3 separate regions of the Homo sapiens genome follow, and all the other regions are linked to region 1. A link is a loop called in an ENCODE intact Hi-C map of the cell type or tissue named here. Cell type or tissue: Caco-2. All regions are shown on one strand. Region 1 holds the start of NFATC2 (nuclear factor of activated T cells 2). Region 2 overlaps NFATC2 (nuclear factor of activated T cells 2). Region 3 has its middle 52 kb from the start of NFATC2.

Region 1 (2,500 bases):
AATAAAAGCTGATTACCAATCTGGGAGGGGTGTGAGTATTCGTTCCCTGAAAAACATGACTTTAATCTTAATGAACAGAAAGACCACGGATATTAGTGCGGATCGTTTGCAGATTCTTAATTGTATCTTTTCAAAGCAAAAGATGTCCTCCAGATTGCAACTCTAGAAGACTGGTCTCTTCTGTTGGCTAATTGTTTCCATCTCCAGCCAAGACACAAAATTATTACTAATGACCATCTCTGGGTATCCAAGGGAAGAGGATACCCAAAGCTAAAGCAAACCCCTCACCTAACGTGGCCAGAGAGGACACCGATGGAAGCGAAAACTTCATTATCTGCCTAACACAGTGTTTGTGGGAAACATCAGGCCACCAAGCCTCCTTGACAGGCTTCCTCCACGAGCCAGTCAGCACAAGCCCTTCCTACACACTAGATGGAGGCAAGCCCAGAGTGCGTCTGGAAGCTACTAACAGGCCTGCCACTGAGCCTTCAACAAGCATTGGCTGGGCTGGGCTGGGCTGTCAAAATCAGGAAGCCTGGTTGGGTTTTTTGTTTTTTCCAAGACAACCTGCTAACCAGAAATACACAGTGAGGTTGGGCGTGTGGCCGCTTCCCCCTCCTCCTCCTCCTCCCTCTAACGAATGCTCCTGTTAAACACGTGAAGTGACAGATAAGCATTGGGCCCAGCCCGGGGAAGTCCCCAGCCCCCAGCAACTGAGGGCAGTTGGAGGCACAGAGTGACAAAGTTCAGGCAGAAAGAGCCTGTGTCCTTCTGAATCCATGCTGCAGCTGCCCCTCACCCTACCCCATCCCACCACATCCATTAGGACTAAGCGTAGAAGATCACTTAATATAGCTCAGACCAATCCTCTTGTGAGTGGTAAGTGATGGGTTCAGCAGCAGAACCCAGGGAGGAAATGGGCCGGCCTTATAATACCAAAGGTTTTAACCCTCTCCAGCATCAGACAGACAACCTCTTCCTCAGTTTCAACACAAAGTCCCCGTCAACCACTGCTCACAGGAGGTGATGGGAGCTGCGTGGCCTCACTTCAGTGCCTGGAGGGAAGGAGCGGCCTCCTACCCTTGATAACTGGGTTCAGCTGCACCCCCCTTCCTTCTTTTTTTGGCAACTCCTCCCTGCTAACTCCATTCTTCGCTTCCTCACCTCCTCCCTCCAAAGGCACAGAAATCATGTCCCTTGCCCTTTGACAGCCCAGTCCCAGGCAAGAGGCCAGCAGACAGCACCCGCCCCCCAGCCTTGGGACCTGCCTGCCACCTTTTGTTTTGCTGAGAGTGACCCTCAGGGAGCAGTCATGAGCAACCAGAAACTGGTGCCCCTAAGGGGCAAGAGGGAGCCGACCGCCCCCTAAGGGTGGCAGGGGCCACTGACGCCTCCCCTCCCTGGCACCTGGGTAGGGGCACCCTCCCTCCAGGCCCCTTAGGAAGGGGGACGGCTGGAGCCAAGAGGACTCCTGTGCCCAGTCCCCAGGCCTGAGCCCCTGGCGGGCTCAGGGGCCAGGCCAGGGGTAGCCTCCACCGACCTTCGTTCGGATTCAAATACTCATAGTCGAAGAGGATGGAGAAGTCAAGCTCGTCTTGGGGGCTGCCCCCAGGCTCGTGGCCTGGGGCGTCCCCGCCGTCGGGTTGGGGCTGCCGCTCGGGGGCGTTCATGGCGCGCAGGGCGGGAAGGCTGCGGGGCCGGGGGCGAGGGCGGGCGCGGCTGGCTCTGGGACCCCTCGCAGTGGGGCTGGCGGAGGCGGCTCGAGCGGCGGGGTCCCTTTCCTCGTAGGGACGCACGCCGGGTCCGGGGACGGCGCGCCTGGCGCAGCGGGTCCTGGACGCGCCCGGGGAAGCTGAGCGGCGGCGGCGACGGCGGCGCGAGCTTCCTGCTCCGGAGGCACCTGTTGCAGCCCGGGGAGGCGGGGGGGGGGGGGGCGTGGAGGCGGGGACAGGGCGGCCAGGCCGGCGGGGGCGGGGCCGCCACCAGGGGACCGGAGGGGAGGGGCGCGCGGCCTGGGCTGGCCGGTGCCGGGAGGAAGGAGGCTGTCCGCGGACCTGACCACACTGTCCCGGGCCACCGCTGGGCGCTGGGGCGGCCGCTGTCTCCCACCCTCCACGGGTGAGTGCGACACGCGCTGCGCGAACCAGGGTCTAGACAAGAAAGCTGCCGCCACTAGGACTTTTGCCCTAAGGGACCCACTGGCCCCACACTTTTTCCTGCTTTTCTTCTCCATGGGGTGGAAGGGGGTATCCACCCCCTTCTATTGCAGACCCGTGTCTCCAGGCGTCTCCGTGTGCCCACGGGGGCGGCATGATTTTCACAGTACTTCAGACACCTGCATGGCCCTGAACTCAACTCCCCAGCGCCTAGGAAGGAATCGGACTGACAGCACTAGTCCCCCCCGTTACAGCTATGCCTCCTGGCCACCTACCACGTGCCAGGTGCTGGGCACCCAGCCGGAGCCAGACACTGTTGCCCTCGGAAGCTCAGGCTCTGGTAG
Region 2 (2,500 bases), 110 kb before region 1:
CTAGTAAAAGTCACCTCTGAGTCCACTTTCCCCAGCGCCTCTCCCGCTTGCTTGCGTCCTGAGTGGTAAAAAGTGCAGCCGCCCCTCATTTTATGCAAGGGAAGCTGAGAATTACCTGTGTATTGATCACATTTGGGCAATTCCAGTTGCATTTTAAGTAACCGCGCTCATGACAGGGCCTGCGGGGCACACTCCCTGTGAAATGCACCGCCTTCCATCATGCTCCTGTCACGGGATTCGTTTTCAATTCACACATCCCCCTTTTTTCAACCCTTGACTCCCTATAGTCCATTTCGCAAAGGCAGCCAGAGTGATCTTCTCAAACAGTAAATCAAACCACGCTGCACTGCTGCTGAAAGCCTGCGGGAGCAAGCCCACGTCTCCGAGTTCACGGCCTCCGCCACCTGCGTTCCCTCTCCCTGAAACACTCTTCCCTCAGACCTCCCCAGGTCTGCGTCCATCCCCAAAGGCCGCCTCTTCAGAGTGGCCTTTCTGTACACTCATCTGCAGGGGCCAACCTCACCCCCAAACCAGGCAGCCACCCTCTCGCTCCTAACCCCGTGGAATTTTCCCTGTGGCTTTCATTGCTGTCTGAATTTCGCTTGCTTACTTACTGCCTTCCATGCTAATGTCTGTCTCGCTTACCTACTAAACAATCACCGTGAGAGCAAAGATTTCATTTCATTTGTTCACTTAGTGGATCCCTAAGTCCCAGAACAGTGTCCAGCACAGAGTAGACAGCCAGAAAATACTAGTGGGTGAGAGGGAAGGAGGGTCAAGGACAGAGAAGTCAAGGGTCAAGGACACAGAGGAAGGGAGAGAGGGAAGAAGGAAGGGTTAAGGACAGGGAGGGTTGGGGAGGACAGAGGAATAGGGGAGAAAGGTAGGGAAGAATGAGGTCCCAGAAGCAGCTACTGCTAGGAGCTGCTGGTGTTCCCCAGGTACAATTTGGGGCCTTAGAACAAGGGACTAGTCACGGAAGGGGGATGACAGCAGAGAGAACGCAAGTGACGGTGTATGAACCATATGTTTCTGAAGAGCTGTAAGAAAGTGCCTGAATTGGGGTGGGTGGAGAAACACGGGGCTCAGGGGAGTGCATGCCTTGGGCCCTGGAATATTACTTATTTTGCTTTTCCAAAGAGACTTCTTGAAAACGTCTCAAGTACTCGGAGTGGAGAAAGCAGAAGGAGCGCCTTGGTGTTCCAAGAACAAACGGGGCCAAGCCAGCCGGCGTCTGTGTGCAGGAATGCAGGCGGGAAGGGCTGAGATAAAGCACAGATGCCCCATGAGGGAGCGGGGTGGAATGCCCAGACGCGACGCTGGGATCACTGGCCAAGGTGCAGGAAACGATAACTCAGAGCCGGGGGCTTCCCTGGACCCCAGGGCAGGGGCGGGATCAGCTTCAAAGATGGTTTGTTTGCACTTGTGCGGGGGAGGGAGGACCTGTGTGTCCACTGGTGACTGCTTCCTTTTCCAGCCACAGAACCTTCCCTCAACCCTCAAAACGCATAAGCCCAGCTCTTACAAAGTTTCCAAGGAAAGCCCACTTTGGCAAAATCCCAAGGGAAATAAATGACAGACCAGAAATGCCCACGCACAGGCAGCACAGCACGCTGGGGTTTAGCACGGGCCCCGTGCAGCCAAATATGTGCCGTGTGCGACAGACTCCCTTGAAATCATAAACGAAAGGGACAGAAAAGGACCTAAAGACCAAGGAAGTTGCCCCACCAGACACCAAAGGAATGACCCAGGGGATTTTCCAGTTTACTTGTCAGAAATAACACAACACAGCAAACCAAGACGTCCAAATCTCATATCCCTAGAGCTGATGGTGGCATATCTGGAATGTTCCACGGATGCACGGGCTACACAGACTAGCTAGGAGACGGGCTAGGAGAATTTGAAATTGCAGCAGTTCAGAGACAAAACTGCACCCACATCTTGGTGGCTACGGTGGAGATGCAGTCTGGGGCTTGCCACTGGGCACGAGCCACCAGGGGACCTGCCCATTGGAGGGTCCTGGGGTGGGCAGAGCCTTGGAGACAAGGCCGGTGGAGCACTGAACATAACTAGTGGCACTTGCTGCCTTTTGGAGGCCACGTGGGTGGAAACCATTCCACTGCCCCATCCAGCTCTGGCCTCAGGAATGTGCAGCCCCCAAATTGAGAAGCCGGACTATGGCACAGGGGACAGGGCAGTGCTGCGCTTCAGAGCTCTTGAGCTTCCTTTATGTTATTTCTGCCAAGTATCAGGAAAAGAGCTTCTAGGCCAGCTGTGTAGCACGACTCCCGGGCCTCCATTCTTGCAGAACACAGTACAATCCAGTGTGGACATCACCACCTGGAGCGTGCGATGCGCTCTCCTTTGTGCTACACCCCCGCATTTTAGAGACTTATAATGTCCGCTAGCAGGATAAAGACTCTCAGAAGTCCTGCAACAAATAATTAAACAAAAGCAAAAACAAAAAACTTGGTTTAACCTAGTTTTTTCATCTTTTAAA
Region 3 (2,500 bases), 53 kb after region 1:
CATAGGAAGTGCTCAGCAAATATTTGATCAATGAAGGAATAAAAATGTCAGCATATTCTGCACATCTCCTACCCATCCCCCAACACTTTTTCCATTCCTTCTGGACTCTGCAATCTTTCTCAAAGGAAATAAAAAATAGTCCTGGGCTTATCTGGACCTGATCTGATCAAAGAAAAAAAATGTATTTCTTTTAAATCTCTTGAAAACAAACACCACAGGCTTAGAACACCAAGTTCTTAATGTAAGCAAACAGAACCTGCTGGCTGAATTCTAAGAAATGAGCCCTGGCTTGGTATCAAGCATAGGTTGTGGGGCCGATGACTTCACATGTGACTCAGTTACCCCAAATTTCAGGGGGAATCCATTTCAAAATCAAAACGTCAACATGGAAAGTGGAGGGTGGCTTTGTTTGGGCATTCCTGCAAGAAGGCAGGCTTTCTGAAAAGATGCTATGTTATAGATAACTCATCCACAAAAGGGGGGCAGGAGGGATGGGGAGAAACCCCAGGATTGGGTGTATTTCTCGGCTAAGGCTTTGGATGCAAACTGATCCGGGAATGCGTGATCCTCCAAAAATCCACCAGCCCCCAAAGTGCTTGAGTTACCCCTCCGACCACAGCCACATGGAAAATGAAATTAAATCCCACGGAAAGATTTGACTTTTTTAACATTATGCAATGTTTGGGTGAAAAAAGGGGGGTGGGGAGAGGGAGATCAGAAAAAAATTCATCTTTTTCCCAGAGTTTAGCAGAGCTATTTCTAGCTTTTAATGATACATTTCACCATCACTTCATGGGTAGTTTTGAGAGGCGCGAAGGCGGGACCGGTTCTGTTATGTAACCCATTTAAAGTAGGAAATTAGCAAGTCCTGAATGAATTCTGTCACTGTGCTCCCACTTCTGGAAAATTTGGAGCGACTACAGTTCTATTTTGAGGTGAGCAAATCCATCATTTATAGACCTCCTCACAAATACCACAGGGCTTCATGTCACCCTGAAAAGTTTCATAACAAAAACACTAAAAGTACTTGGGGTGTTGGTACATTTCGTCTCAAAACCTTATTAGACTGAACAGTGAATTGGCAAAGCTTCCTACTTGCCAATTATTCAAAAATGCAAATATCCAAGAGCAAATAAATATTCATCTCTCACCCTCCCTGCCTTTTTTTTTTCCTTTTTTTTTTTTTTAACTAAGTCCAGCAAAATATTCTGGTCAACAACATGAAAAGAAATGTCTGTTTTTCACGGAGCCTCTGGCCATGAAATAAATTCTGAAGCTATGAAAGCACAGTCTTGAAACTCAGGGCAGTTGGGCACGTGGGGTCCGGCTGGTTGTGGAAAACAGGAAACAGCAATGTCTTTCAGTCCTCAAGTTCCCCCTAGCGGCTCCGGCGGAGGAGTGTCCGCACATGGACGGAAGTTCACTGCAGGCAAATGCAGAGGCTTAAGGTCGTGCAGGGATAGCACACGTTTAAGGGAAAGCATGGTCGGTCCCTACCTTTGAAACCACATACCTTCCTTTTGCTGCTGTCATGAGATAACACAACTAAGTTACAATTATCTTTCTAATCTATATACTGAGGATGGCCCTTTCCATTGAGAACCAAAAAGAGGGAACCAGCAGCTCACACTGCAGACAGCCACTAATTACACCATTTGGTATAGTATTTGGTATAGTAGGCGGAGGCATAACTTGCTTCCTGAGACACACGAGCTTATACCTCCGGGCCCTTTTACAAATACAGACAGACAAATGGTACAGCTGACACGTGCCAATTAAATTAGGGTTTCTCTGGCTGGGCGTATGGGCTCATGCCTGTAATCCCAGCACTTTGGGAGGCTGAGGCAGGCAGATCACCTGAGGCCTGGAGTTCGAGACCAGCCTGGCCAACATGGTGAAACCCCGTCTCTACTAAAGATACAAAACTTAACCGGGCGTGGTGGCAGGCCCAGCTACTCAGAAGGCTGAGGCAGGAGAATCGCCTGAACCTGGGAGGCGGAGGTTGCAGTGAGCCAAGATTGCACCACTGCATTGCAGCCTAGATAACAGGGCAAGACTCCACCTCGAAAAAAAATAATTAGGGTTTCTCAATGTTGGCACTTTTGACACTTTGGGCTCTGTTGTGGGGGCCACCCTGTGAATCACAGGGTGTTCGGCAGCATCTCTTGCTTGTAGCACTCCTCTTCCCCGAGTTGTAACAACTGAAAAGGTCTTCATACCGCCACGTGTCCCCCAAGGGACAAAAATCACCCAATTGATTTCAACTACTTCCTACACAAAAGCTTTTTTTGTTTTGTTTTGTTTTGAGACGGAGTCTTGCTCTGTTGCCCAGGCAGGAGTGCAGTGGCACAATCACGACTCACTGCAGCCTCGACCTCCGAGGCTCAGGTGATTGTTCCGCCTCAGCTTCCCAAGTCGCTGGGACCACAGGCTTGAGCCAGTACACCCAGCTCGTTTTCTTGTATTTTTTGTACATGAGTTTCACCACGTTACCCAGGCT

Evidence for each region. A loop is a pair of places that touch in the nucleus more often than their neighbours do. Peaks named below come from ENCODE experiments on the same cell type or tissue, not always from the same donor. Only the 100,000 strongest peaks of a DNase experiment are listed, where the experiment ranks them.
Region 2: it touches region 1 in a loop (2.0-fold over the local background); 5 of 110 quality-filtered maps call a loop at or near these places.
Region 3: a loop joins it to region 1, with 2.9 times the contacts of the local background. A loop is called at or near these places in 16 of 110 quality-filtered maps.

Annotation. Positions count from the first base shown.
Region 1 is chr20:51,540,830-51,543,329 of GRCh38, forward strand. It overlaps NFATC2 (nuclear factor of activated T cells 2), which reads right to left and starts at 1,890. Exons shown (of 11, transcript NM_012340.5): 1 at 1,541-1,890. The coding sequence starts at 1,670. RefSeq lists an enhancer at 191-860 and silencers at 1,625-1,734, 1,745-1,904. In Caco-2, CTCF peaks have their summits at 1,394 and 1,597; DNase peaks (open chromatin) are centred at 542, 1,002, 1,292, 1,982 and 1 weaker place; H3K4me3 peaks cover 2,309 bases.
Region 2 is chr20:51,427,282-51,429,781 of GRCh38, forward strand. The region is part of intron 9 of NFATC2 (nuclear factor of activated T cells 2); the gene reads right to left. Among named protein-coding and RNA genes, the nearest start is that of MIR3194, 24 kb to the right of the region's middle. In Caco-2, no CTCF peak of the experiment used is centred here; a DNase peak (open chromatin) is centred at 1,330.
Region 3 is chr20:51,593,806-51,596,305 of GRCh38, forward strand. No RefSeq gene overlaps it. Among named protein-coding and RNA genes, the nearest start is that of NFATC2, 52 kb to the left of the region's middle. In Caco-2, a CTCF peak has its summit at 1,383 (motif pointing left); a DNase peak (open chromatin) is centred at 1,386.